Regions from separate parts of the Homo sapiens genome. Here region 2 is linked to region 1. A link is an interaction called in ENCODE POLR2A ChIA-PET data of the cell type or tissue named here. Cell type or tissue: A673. All regions are shown on one strand. Links, peaks and the distances in the headings refer to the core of each region. The heading gives the core; the rest is flanking DNA.

Region 1 (2,914 bases), core at 262-2,761:
TGTATCCTTGTTATGTAGAGGATTTTGATATTAAATGTGTAACAAATGTTATAAAAGTAAATAGTCTAGGGATGTCTTATTTCCAGATAATCACTGAAATGTCTGGGAATAACTTGAATAGCAAGCCAATATGTAGCATTTTTTCAGTAAGGCATCAAGAGACATGGGTACTGTGGTATTCTGATATATATTGGTTTTTGTCCACAGTTCCTGGTTCATAACTCCCATAGCCCTTATTACAGTCGTTTGTTATAATGTTGGGTGTGTTAGACCTCAGTGGCAGGCTTCAAGAAACAGGATCTCTCTCCTGCCCTCCTTTTCACCTGTCGCAAGGCAGGACTCTAATCTTGTTCCACTTTTCTGATTTTCCAGGTAGATAGTGTTGGAATTGAATTGGAGGAAACCTTGGTGGTGGGGAGAAACCGCCACACCTTTGCTCACAGAAGTCATCTTCTGTGTTGATTGTTGGGGTGTAAGAGTAGAGAAGAGGCCGGGTGCGGTGGCTCATGCCTGTAATCTCAGCACTTTGGGAGGCTGAGACTGGTGGATCACCTGAGGTCAGGAGTTCGACACCAGCCTGACCAACATGGAGAAACCCCGTCTCTACTAAAAATACAAAATTAGCCTGGCATGGTGGTGCATGCCTGTAATCCCAGCTACTCGGGAGGCTGAGGCAGGAGAACTGCTTAAACCTGGGAGGTGGAGGTTGCAGTGAGCCAAGGTTGTGCCATTGCACTCCAGCCTGGACAACAAGAGTGAAACTCCATCTCAAAAAAAAAAAAAAAAAAAAAAAAAAAAAAAGGAGAGAAGAACAAGGTTGAGAGCGTTTTTCTTGACACAAGCACTTTAAGCTCCAAGAGGAGGCCTCGAGTCAGCTCAGAACAACATGCCAACAGTGACTCTGTGCTTACTTTGTGCCAGGCAGTCTCTAGCCACTTCACATCTCACTTAAGTTTTTATTAGAGTCTTAATGAAGTGTGCTCTCTCCGACCTATGCCCATTACTCAAATGCTGCGGGTCTATTTCTTTACTTATAAAATGAGGTTAATAATGCCTAAAAAAGGATTGTCATGAGAATTAAACAAGTTAATTAAAGCACTGAATTCAGTTCCTGGCATGTAGATAGCACTCAAATGTTTGGTAACATGAGCACAAAACACAGATAAATAGATACTTTAGACAAAAATATTTTATTTTTTTTTTGACTTGTTATTTTGAGAGTATAAAAGTGATCATATTTTCCTCTCTTAATGAGAGCTTATATGTAATTGCCTGCTGTCAGTGAATCTTGGGTTTAAGGCCCATTAGAAAAATAGCAGGCTTTAGTAGAGTGGTTTTTTCCAGTGAGTACTTTTCAGTCAACAGGTTTATTGGGAGGTGGCTAAAATGCACATGGAGGTGAGCCCTTCCCTGCCAGACAAGCAAAGAATCAAGCTGTATATTTAAAACTTGGCTGTTAACCCAAAGGATTTCTACAGGAAGTTTTTTTCTCCTTTGATGTTTGTAGAGGGGTTTTTTTTCCCCTCCCGACAAAATCAATACACAGAAAACCCAAAGCTCTTAATTTGCAAAACTGAATGGATTTGTGAAAATAGATACCTTTTTGGCAGAAATGCAATTTGGCATTAATCCCTTGATCTAAAACTTAGAAGAAACCAGGCTGAATTCAAATTTATTGATGGATCAATTTAAAGAGTTTTAATCTGGGTGTTATGAGTTCCTTGGGCCTATTGTTTGCCTGAACCCTGTGGGGACTGGCTCATCAGCAGAATTATTCATGGAGGAATTTGCTAGGTTTTACCTTGGCTCTCTAGCTTGGGACATTTTGTTTCTTCCTTAAATCCTTATTGCAACCGTCCAGCTACCAGGTAGGTATATTGCCTTGTAAGTGCTGGTACAGTTTGCCTTATTTATATTCCACTGCTTCTCAGGGATTAACATCTGCTCGTGCAGCTGAGATCCTGGCGCGAGATGGTCCCAACGCCCTCACTCCCCCTCCCACTACTCCTGAATGGATCAAGTTTTGTCGGCAGCTCTTTGGGGGGTTCTCAATGTTACTGTGGATTGGAGCGATTCTTTGTTTCTTGGCTTATAGCATCCAAGCTGCTACAGAAGAGGAACCTCAAAACGATAATGTGAGTTCTGTAATTCAGCATATGGATTTGTAGTACACATCAGATATCTTCTCCGTCTTTGTCTCCCACTTCTTCTCAATTACCACTCATTACTTAATGGTTATGAACTCATTACTTAATGGTTATGAACAGCTGTTGCCTTCAAGGCTCATCCATTCTTCCTTCGTTTCCATTTCCTCTCTCTACCACCCACGTTGTAGATGCTCTTACAAGTGGGATGCCCACCTGCATGTGCTGCTGTGAGCAGGCAGCTCTGCTCAGGCCCCGGCCGCCACCCACTGGATGGCAGAGCACAGCGATTCATGTTGGCACATCCACCTGTCCAGAAATGCTTGGTGGCCATTCTTCAAAATCCACAAGTTGGTTGAAAAACAATCTTTGTTTTATAAAGCAGGAGAAACTGATGCATCTAGAACCTTTCCAAACGTCCAGTTAGTGATCAAGTGTTGGTGTGCCTGACTCCATTTCTGACCCTTCCTGTGTGGTCTTTAGAAGGATAAATAAGAAAACATGAGTTCTATATTTCTGAAATCTTGGTTTCTCTATTAAAAATCTGTTTTTTATTCAGTCAAAAAATTAATTGAATGTCCCTAATTATTGTGTAGAGCCACGGGCCCTAACTTGTCTTTTCCCTTCCAGCTGTACCTGGGTGTGGTGCTATCAGCCGTTGTAATCATAACTGGTTGCTTCTCCTACTATCAAGAAGCTAAAAGTTCAAAGATCATGGAATCCTTCAAAAACATGGTCCCTCAGGTACCAGACGCTTTGTCCTTCCCCAG
Region 2 (2,914 bases), core at 249-2,748, 470 kb after region 1:
TATCACACTATGCATATGCATGTCCGTATATCTGTGCGCTTCCAAGCACGCAGCACATTTGATAAATGCAAAAAGTAAAAGCTAACACCTTCATTTATTTCCAAAAGCAAGCCCAAATCAAGGATCTGTTGTTCCTGAAACAGCCACATAAAATCATTTAAACCACGTTGTCCACCAGAAACAGAAATGCAGAAATACCTCAGGGAGGCCACTTTGGCAGTTTTCTTCAGGGCTCCTATTACAAGCATTAACAAGGTGAATGACCCCTTCCAGGCTGCTCTGTCTCACCTGCCAATTCCTCTACTTTCTTCCCCCACACTCCTTCCTTCTCCCCACGCTTCCACAATGCTGCACCCTTTTTCTGCTTTTTTATTTCCTTTCTATATTCTACTTCTGTTTTCTTTAATCTCTTCTCCCTCTTGAGCACTGGACTTGGTTTCCTGAATCTTGCAGGGACAGATGCTGTACCAGTCAGAGTTCTTGGTTTCTGACACCAGAAATCGACTCTGTTAAGCAGAAAATATTTATTGCAGAGCAATCAAGTAGTTCACAGAATCCACAGGAAGCCTGGAGAATCTGGCTCAGTAAACAGGCAAAAACCAAGGGTGTTGGCACCAGAAAAGACAGCCAAGGTCACACCACTGAAAACCACATGTCTGGGACAGTGCCACCAGCACCACGGTCACCAGCCACTAACAGCTACCACTGCGCCCAGGCTCTCCTGAATAATGGTTCACTGGCTCTGAGGGCTTGTTTCATTTCCTCCAGATTCCCTATCCAGGCTGGGAAGCCCACGGCCAAGGCTGGGAGGGCTGGCCTCATGAGTTGCTCTCCAAGAGCAGAGCTGTTGTTCTGGCTCAGACCAAAGCAGGGCGGGGGCACAAGCTTCAGTGCCTAGAAGATCTAGCATGAATGCAGGAGAAAGTGGATCTCGAGAAATACTGGCAATGAGAGAGCACCAGGTGTCACAGACACTACTCATTTTAAACCTGCCCTTTCCTGGTGCACAGATAGGGAAGTCTGTGCTCCCAAACTAAGTGGAATAATTTTGGGGAAAGGAAAGATATTGAGTGGGATGCAGGTCAGTTATGCCAGTTTTGGAAAGACAAACAATAAAGCAAAATCCGGCTGATGCTGTAGCCCTGTGCAGTCCACTCAGTTATTCCATACATACTTCGTTCTAGACAAAGCAAGGAGCTACCATTGCTAATGTGAACACTTCATTTTCAGGTTCTATTTAGCCAATTTAAATTCCAGCTCCTAAGCACTATTCCTTTGACTTCCCACATCTTAACCCTTAATGGGTGAAGGCTAGCCTCTTTCTAGGGATGAAATTTGTAACATGATTCCAAGCTCAGCGCAGGGGCCTCCCTCTCTCCTCCTGCCAGCTGGTCCCAATTATGAGCTGGTTTGGGTAATTTGAGAGTGTGGAGGGTGCCTGTGCAGTAGGAGGAGTATTTTCTAAGCACTCAGCTTCCCAAGCCCAACTAGAACTAATAGATGCTTTAATATTCTGAATTCTGAGGGGATTTGTAATGGTTTTCCAAAAAAGGAAATAAAATGTGTAAATAAAATCACTTGGTGGCATGCCTGGTAACCACTGCAAGTGCAGAGTGAAAAATCAAGTCTGTAGCATTCCAGCAAAGCTCCAACTTTGCCTACATTTCTTGGGCAGCTACCTCAGTTTTCCTGTGTTTTAACAGAGGGGGCCTGTGTGGCTGCAAGTTTTCTTGTGAGAGATGACACCAGACTTTGTGAGAGATGACAAAGACTTTTGGGGATCTCCAGCCCAGATTTTAAAGGGCTGAGGATATATCTGAGCTCAATTTTGTTATTTTCAACTTAATGTTTCTTGAGCATCTATTATATCCGACACATAGCACATTCTGGGAATTCAAAGCTGAAAAAAGCTCAGAATCTACTAAGATGGTTCTCTTTCAACAAGCAGCATTCCAAGGGTAGAAGAGTTAGCCCTTGGCTGGGAGGAGCATTTTGTCACTTACATTGTTCGGAATTGCCACGGCTCATGTGATTATACAAACCAGATGGCATTTAGTTGGTTTTATTATTATTATTATTTTATTTATTTATTTTGAGACAGAGTCTCGCTCTGTCGCCCACGCTGAAGTACAATGGCGCGATCGCGGCTCACTGCAACCTCCACCTCCCAGGTTCAAGCAATTCTCCCGCCTCGGCCTCCTCAGTAGCTGGGATTACAGGCACCCCCCATCATGCCCGGATAATTTTTTTTTTTTTTTTTTTTTTTGTAGAGACAGGGTTTCACCATGTTGGGCAGGCTGGTCTTAAACTCCTGACCTCAGGGGATCTGCCCACCTTGGCCTCCCAAAGTGCTGGGATTACAGGCATGAGCCACCACACCTGGCCAGTTTTATTATTATTTTAAAACCCTGTACAGACTAATGCACTCCTTATTATCTGAACCTGGTCTGACTTCTCCCACTGTCTCCACTGCTTCCAATCATTCCTCCCAGTTTACATCATCATAGGCAATCTAAGTATGTGCAGGAGAAAAAGAAAACTACATTTGAAGACATAAATGTCACCAGAAGACGAGTGCCCATAGCTGCCTGGGCATGTGTTCCATTAGCTGATTAATGCCAATTATAGTTACTTAGACATTGTCCTTTTGGGTCTTATCTGAGACATTCTCCCGATGCACACAGGCTAGTCCTGTTAGGAGCAGATTTATATTCCAGGGACAGCACAGTCTCCTGGTGACGCTAGCAGGTCCTTAAGTCATATTATCAGCATTTGTAAGCCAGCTCCTTTTTCTTACTAAGTTATTATTTAATGTCTTTGGGCCTAAGTGTTCTCATAGGTAGAGTGTGGATAAGAGTATCTTTCCTGGAAGAAATATTGTAAGGATTAAATTAGAGAATACATGTAAAACCAT

What was found. Peaks named below come from ENCODE experiments on the same cell type or tissue, not always from the same donor. Only the 100,000 strongest peaks of a DNase experiment are listed, where the experiment ranks them.
Region 2: POLR2A ChIA-PET joins it to region 1 with 30 read pairs; 2 of 35 experiments call an interaction of 5 or more read pairs at or near these places.

What each region holds. Positions count from the first base shown.
Region 1 is chr1:116,385,357-116,388,270 of GRCh38, forward strand. ATP1A1 (ATPase Na+/K+ transporting subunit alpha 1) reads left to right here. Exons shown (of 23, transcript NM_000701.8): 4 at 1,932-2,135; 5 at 2,775-2,888. Among named protein-coding and RNA genes, the nearest start is that of ATP1A1, 14 kb to the left of the region's middle. In A673, for the core only: no CTCF peak of the experiment used is centred there; no DNase peak of the experiment used is centred there; H3K27ac peaks cover 2,204 bases.
Region 2 is chr1:116,854,671-116,857,584 of GRCh38, forward strand. No RefSeq gene overlaps it. Among named protein-coding and RNA genes, the nearest start is that of PTGFRN, 54 kb to the right of the region's middle. In A673, for the core only: no CTCF peak of the experiment used is centred there; a DNase peak (open chromatin) is centred at 1,401; H3K27ac peaks cover 1,485 bases.